Regions from separate parts of the Mus musculus genome. Here regions 1, 2, 4 and 5 are each linked to region 3. A link is a loop called in an ENCODE intact Hi-C map of the cell type or tissue named here. Cell type or tissue: heart. All regions are shown on one strand.

What was found. A loop is a pair of places that touch in the nucleus more often than their neighbours do. Peaks named below come from ENCODE experiments on the same cell type or tissue, not always from the same donor. Only the 100,000 strongest peaks of a DNase experiment are listed, where the experiment ranks them.
Region 1: it touches region 3 in a loop (8-fold over the local background); 20 of 42 quality-filtered maps call a loop at or near these places.
Region 2: it touches region 3 in a loop (6-fold over the local background); 31 of 42 quality-filtered maps call a loop at or near these places.
Region 4: it touches region 3 in a loop (2.3-fold over the local background); 9 of 42 quality-filtered maps call a loop at or near these places.
Region 5: it touches region 3 in a loop (2.8-fold over the local background); 8 of 42 quality-filtered maps call a loop at or near these places.

The regions. Positions count from the first base shown.
Region 1 is chr6:82,969,106-82,974,105 of GRCm38, forward strand. The region is part of intron 3 of M1ap (meiosis 1 associated protein); the gene reads left to right. Among named protein-coding and RNA genes, the nearest start is that of M1ap, 25 kb to the left of the region's middle. In heart, a CTCF peak has its summit at 2,093 (motif pointing left); no DNase peak of the experiment used is centred here; H3K27me3 peaks cover 924 bases.
Region 2 is chr6:82,879,494-82,884,493 of GRCm38, forward strand. 2310069B03Rik (RIKEN cDNA 2310069B03 gene) reads right to left here and starts at 2,360. Exons shown (of 4, transcript NR_040520.1): 1 at 2,276-2,360; 2 at 1,744-1,816; 3 at 902-963. In heart, CTCF peaks have their summits at 1,507 (motif pointing right) and 2,429; a DNase peak (open chromatin) is centred at 2,288; H3K4me3 peaks cover 206 bases; H3K27ac peaks cover 1,822 bases.
Region 3 is chr6:82,737,882-82,742,881 of GRCm38, forward strand. Hk2 (hexokinase 2) reads right to left here. Exons shown (of 18, transcript NM_013820.3): 7 at 4,922-5,000; 8 at 1,638-1,793; 9 at 406-639. Among named protein-coding and RNA genes, the nearest start is that of Gm32480, 25 kb to the left of the region's middle. In heart, a CTCF peak has its summit at 2,458 (motif pointing right); DNase peaks (open chromatin) are centred at 2,660 and 3,420; H3K27ac peaks cover 1,090 bases.
Region 4 is chr6:82,860,768-82,865,767 of GRCm38, forward strand. No RefSeq gene overlaps it. Among named protein-coding and RNA genes, the nearest start is that of 2310069B03Rik, 19 kb to the right of the region's middle. In heart, a CTCF peak has its summit at 2,967 (motif pointing left); DNase peaks (open chromatin) are centred at 1,864 and 2,874; H3K27ac peaks cover 2,036 bases.
Region 5 is chr6:82,851,718-82,856,717 of GRCm38, forward strand. No RefSeq gene overlaps it. Among named protein-coding and RNA genes, the nearest start is that of Gm32591, 23 kb to the left of the region's middle. In heart, no CTCF peak of the experiment used is centred here; DNase peaks (open chromatin) are centred at 2,794 and 3,854; H3K27ac peaks cover 1,864 bases.

The DNA.
Region 1 (5,000 bases), 230 kb after region 3:
CTTTAATCAAAATTTTACCCAAATTTACTAAATTTTCTCTGGGATTAGCGAATGTCAAAGTTGATGCTATTCTGATGCCATGCTGAGACAATCATAAAAATATAGATAAGTTATGGGTGGATACTCCACGGGTACATTCGTGTGTGTGGGTTAAAATATTTGAGGGACCTCTGGCTGCAGACAGAAGAGTTGGAAAATAATTGTGTTAATTTCCCATTGCCATTTTCACACGCTAGGAAGGTGGAAGTTGCCACTTTGTCCCAACAATTATGAAAACACTTGCAAAGTCAACAATTCCCTTTAGATGCCTAGGAGAGGCAAGGTTACAACACAGGGCAAACAGCTGCCTCCAGAATCAGACAGACTCACAGCACACTAAAGCAAAACCTCCATGGCAACCACTGCTTGGGTAGGAAAACCCAAACATTAGTAAACGGCTAAAAGCTAAGTCTCAACATTTAAAACTCCAAGGGACGTCCTAAGGCCTCACACACTTCTGTGAGCTCCAAGTCTAAGAGTTCAACCAGACCCTTAAGAGGAAATTCCCTTATGACTCAAACCTGGATGGCAAGGGGGTGGGGCAGGAGAGAACAGGCATTCTGAAATACACTCAACGGTTCTTTTTCATAAGTTCTGTGGCCAGGAGAAACTAGTTAAACAGAACCTAGGGTTTGAACTGACCTAACTCACCTGAAGGACAAGAGAGAGCAAACTCAAGCTAATTACAGCCTTCCACATAGAGAGGAATGATCAACTCCAGCCCAATCGAGTCCCCATGCTCTAACCCACTCCAGCCCAGTCAAGTGCCCATGCTCCAACCCAAGGGGAAGAACACACTGAGAAACACTGTGGAGTTTGTATTTGAGTAGCAGCTTCTCTTGAAGACTAGGAACAAATAATCACATATCAATATTATTTTACGAACTTGTTTTGGGGGCTGATGAGTTGATTGAGTGGGTAAGAGCACTTGCTGTTCTAGCAAAGGACCCAAGTTCAATTCCCAGCACCCATATAGAAGCTCATCACCTTCTCAGACACCAGTCACACATGTGGTGCCCAGATGCTCTCGCAGGTGAAACACCCACACACATAAAATCATAAAAATAAATCTTAAAAAATGTTTAAAAACTTGATTACGCGAGATTTTAAAAACTTATTACTCTTATTATTTGAATAGAAAATAATAATAGTAGAGAATGTGTCCTTTCACACAAATACCACATTTGTAAAGGCCAATTACAATAACATCTTTGACCCAGTGGAACCCGTCTATCACAGAAGATGACAAGCGGAATAAAAGGCAAGACACACCATTTGAAGTTAGAATAGGTATTAGACCCAGTCATGGCAGGTATGCTAGAATTATCTGACTGTAGAATCTATTTGTTTGTGTGTGTGTGTGTGTGTGTGTGTGTGTGTGTATTTGTATGTTATTTATTTTTGAGACAAAGTCACACTATGTAGCCCTGGATGACCTGGAACCTACAATGTAGACAAGGCTGTGCTCATATTTTTGGAAATCTTCTTACCTCTGCCTTCCAAGTGTTGGCATTATAATCATGTACCAACATACCTGGCACTTGACTGTAGAATTTAGAGAACAAGGATTGATAGCTAGCAGAGAACAGGGCACGGTGACACATCCCTATAATTCACGGCAGTCGTGGCAGATCCACAGAGCCACCACAAACCAACCTGATCTAAGCAGAGGCAGCTTGAGGCCTGGGAGGACAACCATTTCGAGCTAAAATGGCAAACAGTAGCCCAGGCATAACCACATCAGAGCCTTAGAGTTTAATCCAAGCTGAGGCTCCCAGCACTGGGGACAAAGTATCTCCATGAGTTCAGGCCAACTTCATCTACATAATGAGTTACAGGCCATCCAGATCTAAATTGTCAGACTATCTCCAAAACAAACAAACAAACAAACAAATCAGAAATCCAACTGTTCGTAACAAGAATGTGTAACAAACCAAGCTTGGGAAATTTAATCAGCCAGTACACATGAAACAGGCATGGATGGGAACTACCCAAATTCTAGTCCATGTGGAGGGCTGGGGCTGGAAAATGAGGATGTGCTGACATCTACTGGACACCAAGAAAAACTCAACCCAAACGGTTATACGTGTGTACTCCACTATTCACAAGGCATGCCCACCCCGGGAATCTGGTTTTACGGGTTTGAACTGGACCTCTAGCCCTCAAATCCTGTCAGTTTGCTACAGAAGCTATCACAGGGAAAGGAGGAACTCAGTAGTATCCTGTTAAGGAAGAAATGCTGACTAATGTTATATAAAATGCATATGATACATGGGACATATTACATAATTCATGTGGAGGGTCATTGAACTCAGAAGTTTGCACGTGTTGGGCAAGCACCATGTGATTTTTTTTTAAAGATCTTTGGGTTATATAAGTATCTCTTAATAGTTTTTTTTATATTGCCTGATTAGGTTTCATGATTATTCTGTGTTCCCACACTCGTCCTATTGTGGACTCTCTCTCATTCCCTCCTCTCTTTTTCCCATGCCTTCTCCCTTTACCTCTTAGATATAATTTTCTGTGGCTTCTTTAAACTGTTGATCCTTCTAATATCCCAGCTTCATCCTCCCATGTGTTTTCTCAGTTGCTCTAACCTTGATCCCTGTCCTTCCTAGGCCTGTTTCCTAGCCTTAGTAACTAGTAGCTTGGTGCGCACTGCACTGTCCTTGTTTCTTTGTATCCTGATAGTTATTAAAGTTAGATGACTGTTTTTAAATACTATGATATTTACATAGTGTGGTGGCTTCTACAGTTCATAGTCTACTCTTGGAGTGGTGTAGTGGATGGTGCCCGACACCCTGGCACAAGGACTGGGGATTCAGCTACTGAACCACACCCCTCACCGTGGGAGGGAATGACAACTCAGCTTCAACACCTCAACTGGAAAAATGCAGCTGACCTTTTAAATCCAACCAATGGGTTAACCCTAAATGCACAAGTAACAATGAAGAAATACAAGAGACATGAAGAAATCAAGGCAATGGGACTCCTCTGGAAAATGCCAGTTCTCCAGTGAGGGATTCAGTGAAAGAGAATTAGAGGAAATCGCACACACAAAAAAAAGTTAAAAGAATAATCAGAGGAATGTGTAATAAATGGAAGAAGCTCCTAATATACTTCTAAGTGAAGTCAAGGAGCATCCAAATAAGCAACAGACCACGGAGATGGTCCACACCAACTCTTATTGCATCATTATCCACAGTAGCTAAATTATGGAGTCAGTCTAGATGTCTCTCAACAGAAGGATGCATGACAAGGTGATATATGTTCACAGTGGAACTTTGTTCAACCATAGACAAGATAACCTCTTATTGCATCATTTTTAGGAAAATGAATGCATCACAAGATTATCTAAGTGAATTAAGTCAGATCCAGAAGGACAAAAGTCACATTTTCTCATTTGTGGGTCTTGGACTTTATACAGATATATAAAATCATATGCATACATGACATAAAGTAATAAAGTAAGAACAAAACTGACTCATGAAATGAAGAGGACTAACAGGAATGAAAGGGAGGAGCAAGGGTTAGATTCAGCTTCTTCAAAATCATTCAAAATAAAAAGATGATAAAATGAAATATCTAGTATTAAGAGGAAATAATTCATCAAGCTACAATTTGTATGAAATCATACTTGAGAAGGGTGAGAAGAAGGACAATAATATCGGTTAGAAATGTGTATCTATAGCCAGGTGGTAGTGGTGCACACCTTTAATCCCAGCACTCAGGAGGCAGAAGCAGGCAGATATCTGAGTTTGAGGCCATCTTGGTCTACAAAGTGAGTTCCAGGATAGCCAGAGCTACGCAGAGAAGCCCTGTCTCAAAAAAAAAAAAAGAAAGAAAGAAAGAGAGAGAGAGAGAGAGAGAGAGAGAGAAGAAAGAAAGAAAGAAAAAGGAAGAAAGAAAGGAAGGAAGGAAGAATTCTTCTGACTCCACCTTCCAGGTGCTGGGATAGTAGTCATGTGACACAATGCCTGGCTCAAAATTATTATTTTAGCATGATTAAACTACCTGTAACCTAGTATAGTGTTATTTGAAAGTTGACTTGGATGGGTCACGAATATATTTAGGGTCCATCAGTCACCCCACAAACCACCAAAACACCGATCTCAGACAAAGGTGGTTTATTGAACGCACACCCTGAAAATGATTGATCAGGATTGTAGCTGAGGCTATGGCATTGAACATCTTTTTCTGTCAGCTTATAAAGAAAAGAAAAGAGGAGAGGAGAGGAGAGGAGAGGAGAGGAGAGGAGAGGAGAGGAGAGGAGAGGAGAGGAGAGGAGAGGAGAGGAGAGGAGAGGAGAGGAAAGAGGGGAGGGGAAAGGAAAGAGAGAAGAGGAGAGGAGAAGAGAAGAGAAGAGAAGAGAAGAGAAGAGAAGAGAAGAGAAGAGAAGAGAAGAGAAGAGAAGAGAAGAGAAGAGAAGAGCACAAAAATCACAATGAGCTCATATTAGGAAGTGTTGCCTGGTGGTCAGCTCTGACTTAAGACAGTCATATTGACCTTTAACTTGATGGGTCCATCCTATGTAAAGCTTTGTGGAATTTCTTAAGATTACCAAACCTCATACAGAACATACAGAACATAACAAGGTATGTGGTCAGCATGACCCTGCTCTGAGACAAGCTATTTTTCTGTGTCAATGACTGACTGGCAGGCGTTTTACAGAAACAATATGAAATATCTGGCAGGCAGCCGGGCAGTGATGGCGCACGCCTTTAATTCCAGCACTTGGAGGCAGAGGCAGGTGGATTTCTGAGTTAGAGGCCAGCCTGGTCTACAGAGTGAGTTCCAGGACAGCCAGGGCTACACAGAGAAACCCTGTCTCGAAAAACAAACGAAAGAAAGGAAGAAAGGAAGGAAGGAAGGAAGGAAGGAAGGAAGGAAGGAAGGAAGGAAGGAAGGAAGGAAGAGAAAAGAAAAGAAAAGAAAAGAAAAGAAAAGAAAAGAAAAGAAAA
Region 2 (5,000 bases), 140 kb after region 3:
TGGAAGATTATTCTTTCAGGAAGAAAACTGAGAGCAAGTCAGGGCAATCTGTAACAATGCATTTAATCAGCTATAATCAAATTCCACAGGGTGTAATTTAGACACGTGGTTTCCCGGAGGGGGGGGGGTCAGGTGGGGAGCGGTGGATAGGGATGGGTGGGTGAGGCAGGGAGGGGCAGAGGCTGCGGGAGTCACAGGAGTCACGTGAAGGTTGAGCTGGTGGAAAGGAAGTCAAACACAGGTAAGGAAAGTTGAGTGAAGAGTAATTTCCCAGAGGACTAATTACTCCCGCTTTCATGGAGGGTAGGAGGGGAGGGAGGATAAACTGAGGTGAGTCTGCCACCCACTGAGTTAATGATTCTTTGTGTTGGAGTGCCAGTAGGTGACAGGGGATGCCAGTTACGTTGTTCATGTGCAGTCACTGTCATAATTATAAACCTCGGGGAGAACTAACTATCTGTCAGCAGACTGGCTGAGTAATAGAAGTCTCCCTAACCTGTTGCTGAATAAATGCAACTTCCGGGCTTGCAGAACCGCCAGTGATTCATGGAGCGTTGGGGTTTTGAGTGTCTGAGGTACTGTTTGGATTTTAAGGTCATGGCTTCATGTTTCACCTGAGTGATGTCGGGAAGTCCAGCCGCCCTTTCTTAAAGGAGCACAGCTGACACGAGTTAAGAAACGTAATTAGGGATCTAAGAAAGAAATCCACATGCAAAAGCCCTTCTCAGCCTTTAATCCAGCACTCGGGAGGCAGAGGCAGGAGGATTTCTGAGTTCGAGGCCAGCCTGGTCTACAAGTGAGTTCCAGGACAGCCAGGGCTATACAGAGAAACCCTGTCTCAAAAAACAGAAAAAAGACAAAGGGAAGAAAAAAAAAAAAAGCCCTCCTCCCAAGGACTTGCCTGCAACTTCTGTACGGCGTCTTGAGTTGGGGCTCATCTCTGCCTTATGAATATGAGCATTCCTGAACAGAGCACATTGAAGTCTGTTAGCTATTGTGTGTGTGTAAGTTCACATGCATGTATGCACATATGCACATAGGTACCTTCAGAAACCAGGCATTAGTTACTAGGTACCACAGAGCTGTGATTCTCAGCCTGTGGGTTGCACAGGCCATCCTTTGGGGGAGTTGAATGACCCTTTCATAAAGGTCACTTCAGACCACCAGAAAACGCAGATATTTGCTATAACAGTAGCAAAATTACAGTTATGAAGTAGCAACAAAATAATTTCATGGTTGGAGGTCACCCCCCATGAGGAACCATGTTAAAGGGTGGTAGCATTAGGAAGGTTGAGAATCACTTATATATGGACCGTTGTGAGCCACTTGATACAGTTCTGGGAACTTAGCTCTGGCCCTCAACAAGAGCAGCAAGTGTTTACCATTAGGGACACCTCTTCAGCATCAGGTATCTTTTAAAAATTTTTATTAAATTTTTATATAAATTTTATACAATTTTTTTTATTTATGTGTGTGCATAGGCAGGTGTGTAAGGAGGCCAGGAGAGGGCGCTGTGCTGGGAAATGAACTTAGGTCCTCTGGAAGAGCAGCAAACTGCTCTTGACCCTGGTCACTGCTCATACATCCTTCCCACCAAAATCTGTTATCTTTTTAACTATGATTAGCCTAATTTTTGTTTGTTTGCTTGCTTGCTTATTTTTGTTTTTCGAGACAGGGTTTCTATGTAGTCCTGGCTGTCCTGAAACTCATTTTGAAGACCAACCAGGCTGGCCTCGAACTCACATAGATCCTCAGCTTCAGCCTCCAGAGTGCTGGGACCAAAAGTGTGTGCCACCATGCCCGTCGATTATCCTGTCTTTAAAGGGAGAAACAGAGAACCCTGAGGAGGAAAGGTGGGGTGCAAATTAATCAACACTGCCTGGTCTAAAATAAAAAGTCTCAAGACCAGGACCCCAAACCATCTTCTCTGCCTCTCCAGGGGCCTGCACTAAGGGGCCAGCCAGCCAGTCAGGGGAACGCCACAGTAGCCCACTCTTGGAGGTCCCAAGCAGATGACCTTGTGGTCCCCAGGAGTGGCAGCACGGAGGGCGGACATGCTCAGATCTCAGTGGCTGTTGGCAAGGTTACATAAAATTTTATGAAGCACGCAGGACTGGCCCTGGAGCTGGCAGGAGGGCGGAGGAGAGAGCCTCATAACCACGCAGGCTATTGATCACTCAGCCTCTGCTCACAGTCCCCCACACCCAACCCACCCGCAAAGGCGTCCTACCCGCTGGGCAAAGAATGCTGCTCCCGCACTGGCCTAGGGCCCAACCTGCGCTGCAGGTCTGCAGGACCCACCGAGCCTGCTCCGGTGGCCTTTCCAGTGGACCTAAACTGGTGAAGGTTAGAAGAGTGAGGCTTTGTATCACAAGTTTCTGACTCAGTATTCTGATGCTCAAGTTACTCACAACCCCGAGCGCCCTCGCGCGTTGGCCATGCGCACTTCCTTCAATGCAGCCGACTGGGCCATCGGGCCTGGAGGGAGGACTCAGAGCAGGGTAGCAGATATTCCAATTTATGCTTGCCCTTTAGATATGCTTGTTCTGAAAAGAACGATAGCTCAATAGCTGTCAACAGACAGAATCTAGCTCTCTCACCTCTCTCCCATCCTCCCTCCTTCCCTGCCTTCCTCTCCTCTCCTGTCCTCTCCTGTCCTCTCCTGTCCTGTCCTGTCCTGTCCTATCCTGTCCTCTCCTCTCCTCTCCTCTCCTCTCCTCTCCTCTCCTCTCCTCTCCTCTCCTCTCCTTCCTTCTTCCTCTTCTTTGTTTTGAACCCCCTTATGCCTCTTCTGACCCAGTCTCTCCATTTAGTCCAAACTGGCCTTGAACTCCCAGCAGTTCTCCTGCCTCAGTTCATCAGCCTGGCCACATTTCCTGTTGATGAACTCCTACACCACAAATGCTATTCAGAAGTGTAAGGTAACATTCGCCACCAAAGCTTGTAGTTGGGGCGGCTCATTCAGAACAGATTTTCTACCCCTACTACAGCAATGTCCTTGAGATTTCCATTACAGCCTGCTCCGCCCTGTCTGCATTGCTCAGAATGACCAGTAGACATCACTTGTGGGTCATCACAGCATAGCTGGTTACTCTACCAGCTTACTGTGAGCGAGGAACTCTTTCCAAACCTAAGCAGCTATTACAGAAGTATTTAAAGGACAGCATTCGCGTGGTGGCTCACGGAGGGCACTGAGTTGGAGTCTTAACACCAACTATCGCTAGTTTGTCATCTTGAAGTTACCTTTGTGTGCATTAGCTCCACACCTGCCACCTGGAAATAACAGAGTCTTCGTGAGACAGAGTCTCAGGTACCCCAGGCTGGCCTCAAATTCACTATGTAGCCAAGGATGACCTTGAGCTGACCTTGAGAGTGGAATTAGGGGTTCATGCCACCATTGCCAGTTTACGTGGCACCTGATAGTAAACCAGGGCTCGGTACATGCTATGAAGGCATTCTACTAGCGGAGTTATGGCCACAGCCTCTGTGGCTCCCTTTAATTGAGATAGTATACACAGTCCTTTAGAACTGAAAAAAGAAATGTGCTCTGCACCTGAACATCTGGGCGTGGACTGTTTGGGGACTTGGGGTGAGTCACTTCCTTTCTCTCTGCCTCAGTTTTCATCTACAAGATGGGTTTGAGAAGATTGTTTATGAAATCCCAGCACTTGAGAGGTTGAGGCAGGAGGACTGCTACAAGTTCGACCTGGGGCTACATAGTGAGTTTCAGACCAGCCTGGGCTCCAGAGTGAGACTTTCTCTTATACAACAACGATAAAAAGTAAAATAATAAAATGGGATAAGAGAATCTTACCAAGTGATACTTACTCATTTATGAGATTAAATGAGATATGTCTATCATGCCTACATACAGTGAAGGCTCAATAAGTGTTAGTCTTTTTTTTTTTTTTTTCCTATTTGTTTGAGACAAGGTCTCGTGCGGCTCAGGCTAGCATCCAATATGTGTATCTGAGGTTATTAACCTTGATCTTGTACTCTTCTTGCCTCTGCTTCCCAAACACTGGGATTACAGATAGGTGCCACAAGCCAGGCACCATAAGTCTTTAAAACCTTTATGGTGTTTGCTCTTTTTAGCATCCCACTGTTTAGAAGACCAACTGATTTTATCCTGACTCTTAGATTCCTGGGTAAACAGCATGTATCTGCTTGTTCATCTTTTGACCTTTGTCTCTTGTGAACTATATGCGACCCTACCACTACCTTAGAAGGTAGTTGTTCTTGCCCCCCAACCCCCACCAGTTTATGGACAAAGATACACAGGCTCAAAGTGGTTTGCTCACTTACCGGATAGGGACGGTAAGTGGAACCAGACAGCATACAGCTCCTTCCTCCAAGGTCAGGGCTCTGTCTGTTTACTGTAGTACAGCTGCCTTTATAAAACCGCTAAGAGAAGCATTCTTGTGTGCATGTGTGTGTGTGTGTGTGTGTGTGTGTGTGTGTGTGTGTAGGCCAAAGGTCAACTTCAATGCCATTCCTCAGAACACTGTCCACTTTGGTTTCGAGACACGGTCTCTCATCTGTCTGAAGCTTGTCAAGTAGGCTAAGAGGCAGAGGATCTCCGAGGATCCACCTTGCCAGTCCTACCCAGCACTGACCGGCATTGCAAACGTCAAACACTACATCCTGTTTTGTTTTTTTTTTTAAAACAGGTTATGGAACTGGAACTTAGGTCATCTCCTGCTCTGCCAGCACGCCAGTCACTTAGCCATTTTCCTAGCTCCAGTGCACATCTTATTATATGATCCTTTGCCAGATATCTATGCAGGCTTGTTTCTCTTCTCTTCTCTTCTCTTCTCTTCTCTTCTCTTCTCTTCTCTTCTCTTCTCTTCTCTTCTCTTCTCTTCTCTTCTTTCTCTCTTTCTTTCTTTCTTTCTTTCTTTCTTTCTTTCTTTCTTTCTTTCTTTCTTTCTTTCTTTTCCCAAGATGGGTTCTCACTGTGTATCTCTAGCTGGCCAGAAACCTACTATGTCAACCCAACT
Region 3 (5,000 bases):
ATGATGTTGGGTTGTGAGGACGTGCTTGCCTGCCATGCACAGAGCATTCAATGGCAAACTCTGCAGAAAGGTGGTACACACCTGTGATCCTAGAACTTGGGAGGCGGGGACAGACAAGAGGATCAGAATTTAAGTTCGCCATGGGCACAGATTGAGTCTAAGGCCAGCCTGGGAGGGACTAGAGGACAAGCCTGTCTCAAAACAGAGCGGAAGAGGAGGCAGCAAGCCAAGGACTCAGCAACCAGGAGCTCTAAACAGAGGGCAAGCCATCAGCTGCCTTCAGAAAGCAATCCCACTCATACCAAGTGACTGGAGAACACTTATGCTGTCTGGAAAGCAATACAGAGCTGCCTCATGGAGTCTCCAGGGGACCCTTCTGTTCCCAGCCCCGGCTTGCTCACTCACTGGGGATGTTTCTTGTAGACAGAGCCATCCACGCCGATGGTGGAGCGGAGTCGCTCCTCGCCCTTGTTCTCTTTGATCCGCCACAGCACCGCGGCCAGGGTGGCTGCACACAGGCTGGCTGAGCGCGTGGACACAATCTGGCAGATTCGGTGCGTGGCCACACAGTCCTCCTGCAGCGGGCTCAGACCCAGGCGCACCAGGATCTGGTAGGCCTTCTGAATTCCGTCCTTATCGCTGGGAAACAGATAGGGTGTGAGCAGTGTTGAATTCACTGTGGCCAGCAGTTCAAGGCTCCTCTCCCAGACCACCCACACCCGAGTATACACACACACACACACACACACACACAGAGGGAGGTCTGCTTTCTGTCGGCACTCTTTTATTTTCCACAAGGAAAACCTCGAAGTTCCTTTGTGTGTATCTTATAAAGACAAGACCCTGGTTTCGCCGCTGCAAATGGGGAGCAAGCGAGCATGTGGGTTCCTGCTCTCTGTTCCCCTCAAAGTATATGAATGGCAACCTTTGAGTACTTGAAGCCAGTGTGGACCCTACCTGTTGGCTCTCTGCAACGGCAAAAGCCAGTCTATGTCTGAAGACACGGGAAAAGGCTGGAGGTAGGGCCTGAGCCTCTCCTTGAGGAGCCCCATGCCTCTATATCACGCGCCTTCATCTCCCTTTGGGCTTAACAAAGGGCAGGCAGAACTGCTCCGAGGGTCCTCGTTAGCAAAGTTCTTTGAACTATTTCATTGCCCTTCTTTGCCACTAAAACTACTTCCTCGCTCCATCACGTCCCTGAAACTATAAGACCCCCTTCAATCAAGTAGAAATCTCAAGCGAGAACAGCAGATCTAAATCTTTGGAACATTGTTTAGTGAAAGCCTTTGCTCCCATTCCCGAGCTCACTGGGAAAAGCAAACCCTTGGCAAACACAAGAGCCCGAGTTCAATCCCCACAATTTATGTCTAAAAGAGGAGGTGGAGGCCGGTGGGCCCTTGGAGGCTCAGTAGTCAGTTAGCCTAGCTTACTTAGTAAATTCCAGGCCAGTGAGAAGTCTGTCTTAAAGGTAGACACTTTGCAGAACACATACCCAAGGCTTAACACACACACACACACACACACACACACACACACACACACACACACCTCCAAGCCATGCCTCTTATTTCCCTCCCAGTTCCTGCCCTACTCATGGAGACTTGGTAAGCAGAGAGGCAGTGGGCCCAGACACTTACTCTTCAATATCCGAGACATCTTTGGTCTCGAAGGAGCCAGTGGTAAGGAGCTCTGGGCTGAGTTTCCCTTGGAACAGCAGCTCGGCCTTGGCCATCTTCACCAGGATGAGTCTGACCAGCTCCCCCATGTACATCCCGCTGATCATCTTCTCAAACCTGCAGAGACAGACCAGTGACGTCCCACCATCAACAGATGTACACCCTCTCTCCTCCAGAGGAGGGCAAACACGCATAGCGAGACTCTGTCTCAAGAAAAAATGTATCAAAGCAACAACAACAAGGCTTACAGAGGTTCCCAATAGGAAACAAGGTGGCTATAAGTAGATCAAGGTACAGATCTTCCCACTCATCCACTGACACTGCCTTCCCCAATTGTGAATTCAAGAAAATGGGTGACAATAACCTGGCAGAGGCTAGGAGGTGGTCAGGCACGTCTTTAATCAGCATTTGGGAGGCAGAGGCAGTTCAAGGCTAGCCTGGTCTTTAAAAAAAAAAAAAAAAGCCAGTAAGTAACCTGGACAGAGATTGGGGTAAAGTTCCAGGGCAGGCTAAAAGAGGGCTCAAAAATCTTGTGGTGAGCCGGGCGGTGGTGGTGCATGCCTTTAGTGCCAGCACTTGGGAGGCAGAGGCAGGTGGATTTCTGAGTTCGAGGCCAGCCTGGTCTACAGAGTGAGTTCCAGGACAGTCAGGGCTACACAGAGAAACCCTGTCTCAAAAAACAAAACAAAAAACAAAAAGAATCTAGTGGTGAACGGGTTGAAAGCCAAAGGAAGAAATCAGGGCCAGCACTTAAGGAAGTCCAGTAGTTTAATTTTCCACCACTAGGTGGCACTCTTCTTTAGCGATTGCTCTTTTTGCCTGGGCCCACGTGACAGAAGAAACCAAGCCCTTCGGAATATCTTCTGGGTAAAGAAAACCCCTTGATGTCTCATAAAGGATCAGAGTCTAACAGACAGGAAGCATAATGGGCTGTGTACTAACTAGGATGGGCCACACCACCCAGGAGGCCCAGCAGGGGTGTGGCACAGAACACCTAACAGAAACTGAAAACCGGGCCCTCAATCAGCAAGATGGGACTTGCTCATAGTAAAGGAGCACTGGCAACGTGGTTCCAGACACCAGCTATGCCAACATTTAGGAGGTTGAGGCAAGAGGATCAAGTTTCAGGCTAGCCTAGGCTACACGGTGAGACCCTATCTCAAACATTAGAGAAATGGTTCTACGGTTCAGAGTGAGGACCACTCTGGCAGAACAAAATTTGATTCCCAGCACTCAGGACTATGTGTAATTCTAGTTTCAGGGGCCCTCTTCTGGCCTCCCCAACATGCATACAGCGCACTTAAAGACATGCAAAAAAGTCACTGATGCTCATAACGTGAATAGATAAATGGGAGACAGGGGACGCATGCCTTTAATCCCAGCACTAAGGAGGCAAAGGCAGGCAGATCTCTGGGAATTGAGGCCAGCCTGGTCTACAAATTGAGTTCCAGCACAGCCAGGGCTACACAGAGAAACCCTGTCTCAGAAGGAAAAAAAAAAAAAGTCAAGGTCATCTCAGAAAGTGAGTCCAAAATCAGCTAGGGTCACAGGAGAAGCTGTCTCAAAAAGCAAAAACCCAAAGTTCCAACACAGCAACTATTTCTGATAAGTAGCAACCCGGCTTCAGGCTTCAGCACTGCAGAATTCCAACGTCTACATGACGCTGTCCTTCGTCAGTGGCTCTTTACAACAATGACTGCCCAGCAGGACTTCAGGGTCACCCCAGTGGATAGTTTGGAAGACTCCCTTCCAATCACTGTCAGTCATCTATGGCTAAGCCAGTGCGGTTGCTCATTTTATCTTTGGACTCTCCCAAGGACACGTGGCTCCTCACAGGGACTTGGGTTCATCCCACTGAGGGAAGAGGCACTGAGTGAATGGCTTCCCAGCTAATCTCTCAGCACCCACAGCAGACACAACCACAGGATCCTAAAGGAAGTGAAAGAGCAGAGACTCACATCTCAACACGGAGGGGAGAAGCCTGTGACTTAAGGGAAGGCTCCCCATCTCCTTTTCCAAATAGAGATCAGAACTAAGTTTTTCTAAAACACTCACGGCACCACGAGAACCACAGAGATAAATGGTTCATTGCTCAAAATGGTTTTGCAACTGCTGTTTAGCCCTTGCAGCAGCTGCCAATCCTGTTTCAAGATCTTCCACAGAGAAGTTTTGCAAATTCGAGAAAATAAGGTTGTGTAAGAGTCGAAAGGAGGGCCAGTGAGATGGCTCAGCAGGGGCTGCTCTTGAAAAGAACCCAGATCCAATCAATACCCAGCACACACATGGTGGTTCACAACCATGTGTGACTCCAGTTCCAGGGGAGCCAATGCCCTCTTCAAAATCTCCAGTCACCAAGTACACATGAAGAAGAAAAGAAATACAAAGCCTTAAAAAAAAGAGCCAAAAGTAACAAAAAATAAGACTGGTGCATATAAGATTCAGGGTACAAAATGCTAAGCTTTTGCCTCCAATTTTCCCTAGGTCATAACTGGCCCAGAGGCCTAGTGTGAATGAAGACACAAGGCCTGGGACTCTGAATAAGCGGTGATTTAAAAAAAAAAAAAAAGTCAACACAGGGTAGCACATCTTTAATCCCAGCACTTAGGAAGCAGAGGCAGGTGGGTGTCTGTGAGTTTGAATCCAGCTTTCGTCTACCTAGTCAGCTCCAGGCCACCAGAAACTAAACAGTGAGACCCCGTCTCAAACAAAACAAAAAGCCAAATCAAGGCCAGGCTTGTAACTCCCTTGGTAGTGTTTGCTCAGGGTTCAATTCCCATCATCAAATAATACCAGCTACTTGCTGCAATCTTGGCATCCAGGCAGTGATGGGCCAAAAGCCACAAAACAGTGCCTTTAAGAGCCTCATCTTGCCGGGCAGTGGTGGCACATACCTTTAATCCCAGTACTTGGGAGGCAGAGGCAGCAGAACTCTGAGTTTGAGACTAGTTTGGTCTACAGAGTGAGTTCCAGAACATCCAGGGCTACCCAGAGGGCTGCTGACCAAGACTCTGTATTGAGAAGAACCCAAGCAAAAGCATGACCACCCGAAGGGCTTCTCTCTGCTTTCAGCCCCTTTGCAGTCTTATGATCATGACCATTCCCACAACTCGTGTGCCTCCACAACCCTTTGGGGATAATGCAAAGGAAGCGTGGAGACAAGCCCTTGCTGTGTGTGGCAGTCCCCCCTCAGCTCCACACCCTATCCACTCACCCACCCACTCACCCCAAAGGAAGATGCTACTTACAGCTGCTTCCCAGGGTTCAGTGAGCCCATGTCGATCTCTCTGTCAAACTCAGTTCGGATGTCATTGAGTGTACCGTCGT
Region 4 (5,000 bases), 120 kb after region 3:
GACAATGACCTCAGCAAGACTGAAGCAACAGGATTAGAGCAGAGGGCAGTGGAGAGAGGACACCTGGGCGCACAGGCACGCATGCCAGGCAGTTTGCAAAGCCTGGGAGTGCGGCAACCTGAGGGGATCCGCAGCATTCAGGGCAGAAAATTTGTTTCCAGAGGTGGCTTGTGAGACTCTGTGAGAACAGAAGAGCCTAGAGGGGTCAGGGATCCATTCTAAACTTTATCATTGAGATGGTAATTCATTTTGGGAAACCATAATTATCACATTCCTTCTCCACTCTAAATAGGCATTGTAGTTACTTTTCTCATTGTTGTTATTATAAAATACCAGGAGAGGCTGGGGAGGTGACTCGAGAGCTAAGAGTGCTTTCTGCTCTTTCAGAGGATCCAGGTTTGATTCCCAGCCCCCAGTTCAGCTGGTTCACAACTGCCTGATAACTCCAACTCCAGGGGAGTAACTACACCTCTCCCCTATATGAGAACTCCACTCACATGGACATACCCACACCCTGACAGATACACATGCACAAAATTGAAAATAAAAATAAATCTTTTTAAAAAAAAATCTAAAATATCCATTTAAAAAAAACCAGAGAAAACCAACTTGACAGAGGAAGGTTTTATGATGGCTCACGGTTGTAGGTGACACTGCCCACCATAGCGAGGCAGCCAGCCACGGCAGTAGGAGAATGTCTGGTTACAGTGCATCCACAATCAGGAAGCAGAGGGTACACAGGAAGTTGGACTGGGATATAAAACCTCGAGGTTTACCTCCTGTGGCTTACTTTCTCCAGCAAGATTCCACCTCCTAAAAGTTCTGCAGTCTTCCAGAATATTGCCATCAGCTGAGGACCAAGGGCTCAAATACATAGACGCTTCATACTCCAAATAGAACTTTGAAACCAGTAAGTGCTTAGAATAGACCAAACACCACTTAGCGTATGCAACCCTCTTTTCACAGTGAAGTGGGTCCCATGATTATTTCCACTCTTCAGATATAGACGTTGAGGGTTGTAGAAGTTTATTTATTTGTTACTGACAGAGAAAGATGAGTGGGGAGAGAAGTCGTCTTAAAGAGTGAGAAAGACTTTAAAATAATGCTGGAAACATCTTTATTTTAAATACTTATTTATTTTGATTATATATATATGTTCCTATGTGTTGGCATATGCATGGGTGTGGGAGCTTGTGAAGGTCAGAGGCACTGGCTCCCCTGCACCTGGGCTTACAGGCCACACAATGTGTGAGCGCTAGAAACCAAACTTGGATCTTCTGCAAGAACAGCAAGTGCTCTTAACCACCCAGCCATTTCTCCAGCCCCTGGAAAGACCTTTTAAAAAGCAAATGGATTATCAGTGGACTGAGAGGAAAGGCATGCCCAGTGAGCAGAGATCAGGTTACATCAAGGCCCAGAAACAGGAAATGAGCTGGAGAGCTCAGTGGGATTAGCCTGGGAGAATCAGAGGGAAGGAATTGGGCAGTGGTGTGTCATCCTGGACTTTGAAAAGCAGAATCACATGACCAGATCTGTTCGATGAGCTAATGATTTCATCGTGTCTTTTAAAATCAAAGCTTGCCATTAATTATGGCTCCAGTCCTGTCTTCATCCTGTCATCACCCCCATCAAGATCCCCATTTTATGCTGCGGTGTAATGTGGTTTTGCTACTTAAATCCTTAGCCGGGAACAGCATCTACCTACCTACCTACAGGTGCACACACAAGTATAGACGTCTGGGAGAGGCAGGCCAGAGGTGGGAGCAGCGGGGACCTCAGAAACAGGCAGAATAAGCAAACAGGTCACAGCAGCCAGGGGAGAGACAGAGGAGGGAGCAGCTGGTCCGAGTGTCACATGTCCCTAGAGGTTAAATTGGATGAGGACTAAAAAAAGACCCAGGGATTGAGTGACGAGAAGGTCACCATGTAGGTGTCAGCTAAAGGAGCGCAGGCAGAAAGGGCAGACTCATAGTCCAGCAGTCTGCAAAGGGAAAGGGCAAGTGTGGGGTGAGCCAAAGGGGGAGGCGTTCACGGCACTCTCTCTCTGGTGGGCAGGTGGGGGGATTGTTGTTTGTGTATGTACAGAGTCTCCTGTAGCCCAGGCTGGCCTTGATCTGATCCTACCCTCCCGTGTATGTGTTGTGGATCCTGTAGCAGCAGCTGACCTTTAACTCCTAATCTTCCTGCCTCCGCCTCCCAAATGCTGGTTCGCGTTGCAGTGTATTATTTGTAGGGGTGGGTGGGGGTGGAGGCAGGGCCTGTGAACGTAGGTGGAAAGAGACGCTTCTGTCCAGGGAAAGCATTCAGGGACCTACGAACCTGGATACGGGCTTTAGCCTCCGATATGAGGAGAAAGCAAGAGTCTACATGCTGGGGTTTCCCTGGGTATGGCTAAGAGATGGGAGTGCGCAACCACGAATCTGAGAAATGGGTTTAATATCCTTCCCTCTGCTCCAAATATTGGAAAGGCCACTGACCCAGCCACAGAATCCTGACCCTTTATCCCCCTTTGTGCATCGGTGAGGCCTTCTCTTCTCAGGGATTTGATTTTCCTGCCTGAGGAGCCTGGTGGGGTGAGGCACGCTGGTGGGTAGGATGGCAGAGGAGGGCAAGCCAGGGCTTGGTAATGCAGACTTCCACATGCTGACTCCAGCTTCTCATAAGAGCTGGGCTCCCTCCCATTAATGGAACAGTTCCTGTCCCACCTGTTTTCTGATCACACTGCCAGGCGCGTTCCAAAGATGAACTCAAAGGGAGCACATATCCCAGAGGAGGCTGGAAGGAAAAAAAAAAATGTAGCACATGGGTTGGGAGAGGCCGGTGGCAGCCACAAGCACATAGGTCATGTTGCCTGTCCTCACTGTTACACAATCACAAGGACTGCAGTGAGTCACAGCAGCAGCAGACAGAGCTCCCCAGAACCTCTGCCTGCCCCAGGAGCCCAACACAGCCCTCTGCTGCCATGGCCTGGCACAGGCGGGCTGCCTGCCTGTAAACTCAAAGCTAACCACTTCCTCTGGAAGGGAATCCCGGCCCCCCAAAATACTTCTCTGAGACAGCAGCAGTATCAACAGTCTGCACAGCAGCGTCCGCGTGAGAGATGTGGACTCTCAGCAGCTGTGTGTGGGTTTTGAATGTTCTTTAACAAGCTCATAAATGCATATACTGAATTTTGGTCATTTTGGTCATTTTTACCCCCATTTCTATCCTTCTCCTTCCCACTCAACCCTTCCTACCTTCTAATGACTTCCCCTCCTACTTAAAAAGCAATTATATTTAGTTATTACTTTGTACGTGTGTGTGTGTGTGTGTGTGTTTGTGTGTGTGTGTGAGAGAGAGAGAAAGAGAGAGAGAGAGAATGTCAAGGTCAGAGGATAATTTACAGGAGCCAGTTCTCTCCATTATATAGGTCCTGGGGATTAAAGTCAGTTTACCAGGTTTTCTGGAAATTGCCTTTATCCACTGAGCCATTTCAACACCCCTAGCTTACCTTGGAGAGGGGTGTGTGTGTGCCCCACTATGTTTAAATAAAGTTGTTTATGTGAGCATGAGAGGAAGAAGAAAATCCCAGCATTTCAAAACTGGGAGATTTAGGCAAGGCACATTGGCGAATACCTTTAATTCCAGCAGAGGCAGGTCAGGGGGATCTTCATTAGTTCAAGGCCAGCATGAACTACCCAGCAAGTTCATGGCTAGTCAGGGTTACATAGTGGGACTCTGTCTCAATAGGAAAAAAAAAATGTGCTTCAAAGATGAGAGAATCTTTAGAGTTCTTGAACAGATAGGAAGCTGGCAAGGTGGCTTATGCCTGTAATTCCAGCACTTGGTGGGGAGGCTGAGGCAGTAGAACTGCCTGGGGTCTTGGCTTACATAGTAAGTTTCAGGGCAGCCAGGGGAATAGCAGGAGAATTTTTCTTAAAAAAAAAAAAGCCCAAACCAAAGAGGCAAAATCAAAACCAGGTAGGAAACCTCAAGCCCAGCATCCAGTGAGCAACAACTGAAGGCCACACAGTGAAACAGAAACAGAGTTGGGCCAAGCTGTCTTATTTCAGGCCGGAAGCCACTGGCTCCCACTCCACTGGAACCTCACAGCCCTAGCAGAGACTGGAGAACCTGGAAGCAGAAGAAGCCCTGGCCTTGGAGTGAGCCAAGGGATAAAAAGAGCTAACATCTATAATCTAAGCTCTAGAGGTTCCCCAGGGATGACTGAGAAGGAGCAGTTCCTACCCACCTCCACCTCCACCTCCCAGAAATTCCACAGGAGGCATCGATGCAGCTGACAAACCCTGGCCCTTCATGTCCATGGGGGCAGTTCTTCTTAGGACCACATTCTTCCTTCCTGAGGAACCCCAAAGGGTTTTCTCACACTCTCCAAATTCCACTTAGAAGTCGCCTAGCTGAGCCAGGTGTGGTAGCTCTCGCTTTTAGTCCTGAACTAGGTGTAGTAGCTCTCAGGAGGCAGAGGCAGGTGGAATTCTCCTACCTGGAACATTTATAGGGATTGTATATGGGACCAGGTCAGATCCCAAGTCTGTCTGCTCAGATGTGCTTTTCTCATAGACACTCTGGCTCCGTGACACGGGACATGTTATCCAAGTTATCTGAGTCTCCATCACCTTGCACATATGATAAGATAAAAACTATAGGTTGTTGTGAAATCACTCAGATAATCTGTGAAAAGTGCTGAGCGCAGTTGGTGCTTGGTGTAAGATCCTTTCTGGGCCTCTGCCTGATGAGTGCTGACATTCCTGTATGAGAACACTGGAAGGGCCACATCCCATATGGTGCTGACTCTGGATGTAGTCAAAGGTAGAGGACTGCCGTGCTGGCCAGTCTTAGTGTCAACTTGACACAAGCTAGAGTCATCTGAAAGAGGCGACCCACAACTGAGGAAACGCTTCCATAAGAGCCTACTTTAAGGCATTTTCTTAATTACTGGTTGATGTGGGAGGGCCCAGGCCTTTGTGGTTGGTGCCATCCCTGGGCTGGTGGTCCTGGGT
Region 5 (5,000 bases), 110 kb after region 3:
GATCACAAATGGTTGTGAGGCAGTATGTGGTTGCTGGGAATTGAACTCAGGACCTCAGAAAGAGCAGTCAAGTACTCTTAACCTCTGAGCCATCTCTCCAACCCAATCAGAGGAATTGTAAATCAGAAGTTTTCCTGGCCATTGCTTTTAAAGTTACCAATCAGTTTAGAACAAATCAGTGATCACAGGCTCTCTGAAATGTCTTAGACATTGATATCTAGGCCCAAGTCATGTTATCAAAGGCCTATAGATACGTTTCAGCTCATCAGCCTCCAAATCCTCAGCAGCCAGAAATATCCAGTCAAGCCCATCTGAAACAGCTGCACCAGACATAACCAGAACTAACTGTTTACCCAACCAACACCACCACTTGGCCTCCTCACTTGACACTAGTTAATGGGCATGACTGCATTGAAACAGAGTCTCAGGTAGCCCTGGCTAGCCTTGAACTTACTCTGCTGCTGAGGAAGATATCCTTGCACTCATGATTTTTCTGCTCCCATCACACAAGTGTTGGGATTACAGGCACATCTAGTATCGTGGAGTTACTATTGCGAATGAAACACTATGTATGACTAAAAGCAACTTGGGAAAGAAATCCTTCATTCGGCTTACACTTCCACATCTTAGTCCTCACTGGACGAAGTCAGTACAGGAACATGGAGAGAGGAGCTAAGGCAGAAAGGGGTTGCTTGCTATCTTGCTTTTTATGGTTTGCTTAGCCTATTTTCTTGTAGAACCCAGAACCTATAACTGAGGGGTGATCCCACCCACAATGGACTGGGCTTCTACATCAGTCTCTAATTAAGAAAATGCCTTGCAGGCCTGCCTACAGCCCTGTCTTATGGAGGCATTTTCTCAACTGAGGCTCTCTTCTCTCTGATTTTACACACACACACACACACACACACACACACACACACACACACACACACACTACATATAAATATATACACATATACATATATATATACACATATATACATATGCATACCTATACACACATATACACATACATACACACACACATATGTGTTGGGCATGGCAGCACATATTTGTATTATCAGCACTTGGAACACAGAAAGCAGGAGAATGGCTGCAAGTTTCAGGCCTGTCAGGCTCCATAATGAGACCCCATCGCAAGAAATAAACAGGAGCTGGGGAGATGGCATAGCAGTTAAGAGCGTATACTGCTGTTCCAGAGGATGTGAGTTTGGTACTCAGCACCCATGATGAGCAGTTCATAAATGCTTATAACTGCAGCTCAGAGTGCTCAAGGCACTTACACACACACACACACACACACACACACACACACACACACACACACACACATTAGCAAAGACAGTGGGATGAGATAATTGTGGCCCTAGCACTTTTGTGTGATCTTCAAGCTCCCAATGCCTTTCCTGGTACTCGATGACTTTAAAAGCATCATGTCACAGAAGTTGACAAGAACCGGGACTGACAGTCTACTGCACAGAGGCTTCCTAGGAATCCTGGCAAGGCATCAAGGGTGCTGTTGGATGCAGGTGCTGGGCCTCCTCCTGCCTCCGGGCATCCCAGCTGGAGCCTACATTTCCATCCCTGGCAGAAACCTCACAGTATAGTCATCCCCCTGGCAAATTCCCAGTTTATTCCACAAAATAACAGAGAAACGAAGCAGTTGTAAAAATTAGGTACACATAAACCGTTGACTCTTCTATTGCAAGATAGGCACATGAGCATATGCCAATCAATGGTCCACAGCAGGGTTTTGGCTGCTGTATTTCATTCACAGTTCATCATGGGGTAACCAAATGCATCCATGAAGCCCCAGGACTGGCATGCAGCACAATAAACAGGATACCTGTTTATCACGCCAGATACTCTGGGATCAATCAAAAAAAAAAAAAAAAAACAACTCACTCCCTTTGATTATTTATGTATGACTTCAAAAATCTATTTTGTTGTTATTATTTTGAGATGGGGTCTCACGTAGCTCAGGCTGGTCAGGAGCTAGCTAAGGCTAAAGATGGCCTTCAGTTTCTGACCCTCTTGCATCTCTGCAGGGTTGGGATTACAGGCATGACCCATTCTCGTCAACGCATGATTGGATGGTAAGCAGAAAAGTTCCTCAACTTGCCAAAGACCTCCCTATTTCCATAGTTAACCTCTGAAATCTCTCACCATGCGCCTCCACATTTCTTCCTCCCACTGATACCAAGGTAGAAGATCAGCAATGACTTTTGTTCTCCATGGGAAATGACTCCACAAAGGTGTATGGCGAGGTGACAGCATTCAGAGGGGAAGCACAGAGATGTGGAGCATCCAAAAGAATAAGGATTCCAGCAAGGCGTGGTGGCTCACACCCATACATAATCCCAAACTTGGCTCAAGAGCCTGTCACAGGTATCCTGAATTCTAGGCCAGCCTGGGCTGTACAGTGAGACCCTTTCTCACAACAAAAATGAGGGTGCTACCAAAGGGAGCAGTAAGAAGTGGGGCCCCAGAATGGTTGTCAGGGGAAAGTAATGAAGATATAGTGAGTATATAGGGATGTAGTGAGGAAACTTAGGAAGAGAAATGGATAGTTTATCCAGAGCAGGGAGTTTTGCCACCCCCAGCTCCATGGGGACACACAGGCAGGAGACTTCACAACTGGGATGTGGTCTCCAGGGAATGAGAGGGGTGGAAAAAGACAGCGTGTCCAGTGTCTCCTGCTTCACGTGGACACTGCTGCACTAGGGCCAGCATGACCACCGTGAATGTGAGCCAGGCCTGGCTGCTCTTCCCAAGGTCAGCCTGCAGACTCTGCTTACCCAACCACGTGGAAATGAATCAGGGCCCCGCCAAGCTGCATGGGGCATGGGTGTGGGCTAGAGCCCTGGATACTTACACACGCCTAGAGAGCTGAGGTCATCAGACTCAACACAGCTGTCCTGAGAAGGCCAGGATTGACACCCAGTCAGACACACACACACACACACACACACACACACACACACACACACACACTCACACACACACACACACACACACACACACACACACACACACACACACACACACCATAAACTAAACAAAGAAAAACAAAGAAGGCAAAGCAGCTATAGCAGGAAGGGTTTTATTGGTTTTGTTTAGTTTGGCTTTTGTTTTTTGAGACAGAATCTCTCTTAAGTCTAGGCTGGCTTTGAACTCATGATTGTTCTGCCTCTGTCTTTTGAGTGCAGGGATTAGAGGCATGTGTGGCCACACACACACCACCACCACCACCACCTGTCACCTGCAGTAACTGGGAATCCTTACTGTGACTGCAATGGGAGCTGAGATGAGAGCTCAGATCCTGGGAAGCCATAAAAGACAGACAGCAGGCTTGGTGGCCACCTGTAACTCTAGTAGTCAAAGGCAGGGGACCATGGCAATGTGGATAGCTACATTAGACAGAATTGGCAAGGTCTAGGCTCAGCAAGAATCCCTGCCTCAAGAAATGAAATGGAGAGTGATCTAGGAAGACATCTTGCACCAATACTGAGCTTCCGCGGGCACACACACAGCCTCACATACATGTGCACCCATGTGACAAAAACACATGCAAATATACACACACACATGAATGCAAAGGACAAACAGCCTCTGAGCGGAAAGCAGAAAGACTCGTGATTTCTGCTGAGCTCTCCTACGCCCTTGCACCCTTCCTGAGTATTCTGCAGGGCACCACTGGAGCAGACCGAGGTGGAGAACCATGCCCCGTGGAGTCATCACTCTGGGCTTTCCTGAGTGTGGCAGTTCTCTATTCATATACCCAGTCACAACACAGGAGGGTCAGGGCAACTGGGCCGCACCCTGGGGCTGGGAGGAACTCTGAGCAGGATGACCTACTAGCCCAGCCTGATCCCAGCTATAAGCCAGGCCAGTAAGGCAGGGTGTCAGAAGAGCTCCAGCTGTGAGAGACAACAGGGTGAAGCCAGGGCCAGAGCCAGAGCGGAGGGAAAGGAAAGAGCATCAACAAAGCAGCCGCCCAGAAGCACAGCCAAGCAGGGTATCTATCGTGGGCACTTGTAGTGTTGCTCTAGAGTTTAGGAGGGTTCTCAGATCCGTAGCTGGGGAACGGAGAGATAGACAGCCACAATGAGGCCAAGGCCCTAGAAGGTCACCAAAAAAATGACTCAGGGACACAGGTCCAAGGGAAACATCTGGGTATTGCCTTGGATCTTGGAAGGTAGCCCTGAGTCACCATGTTAGATGAATGAAGGCAAAGAAGATGCTTGGTCCAAAGGTATAAGGAATATGGACCAGATGGCTGCCCGGGTGAGGGGTAGGGGCGGGGGACCTCGGGGACAACCACACGGCTAGGATACTGAATGAATTCAGATGGGAGGGAAGGGATTGAACCTAGAGTCTGTTTTCTGAACCTTCAACTGTACAACCAAGGTCTCTCCCAAGCCCACACAGTCTTTGTCCGATGTGAGCATGGTGTCCTACTACGCAGCAGTGATACCTGGGAGCTGCCACCGTTGGGAAAAGCTCTGCTTTCTCCTGCAGATGCAGCCCACACCTGGGCACATAGCCACGGGCAGAGGGTGGGGGACTTGAGGGCCTACTAGGTCAGCCTCTGTGGCAGTCCACACGCTGCATACCTGTGTGTGGACGCCCGAGCTCAGCTGCCGCCCTGTAGGGAGGACTGCCACAGCTCAGCTGCCGCCCTGTAGGGAGGACTCCCTAACTGATTCTTGTTCACAGGGGTTGGAATTTCAAGAATGGAAACTAGTAAAATCCCTTCCCCACCCTGCAGTCCCCAGGCCAGAACTGGAGAGAGGCTGATAAGCTGAGCCGCAGCCCGAAGGAAGCTAGAAGCCTGATCTGCAGGTTAATGGACAACTACCAGTACTTAAACATGCATCTCTCCCTCATCCGTGCTCCCCACCCACAGGACTGTACCCTGATTCTTTGCCCATCTCCTTTTTCTCCTGGCCCCTCTACTCATTGCTCCTCACTACCACACACACACACACACACAC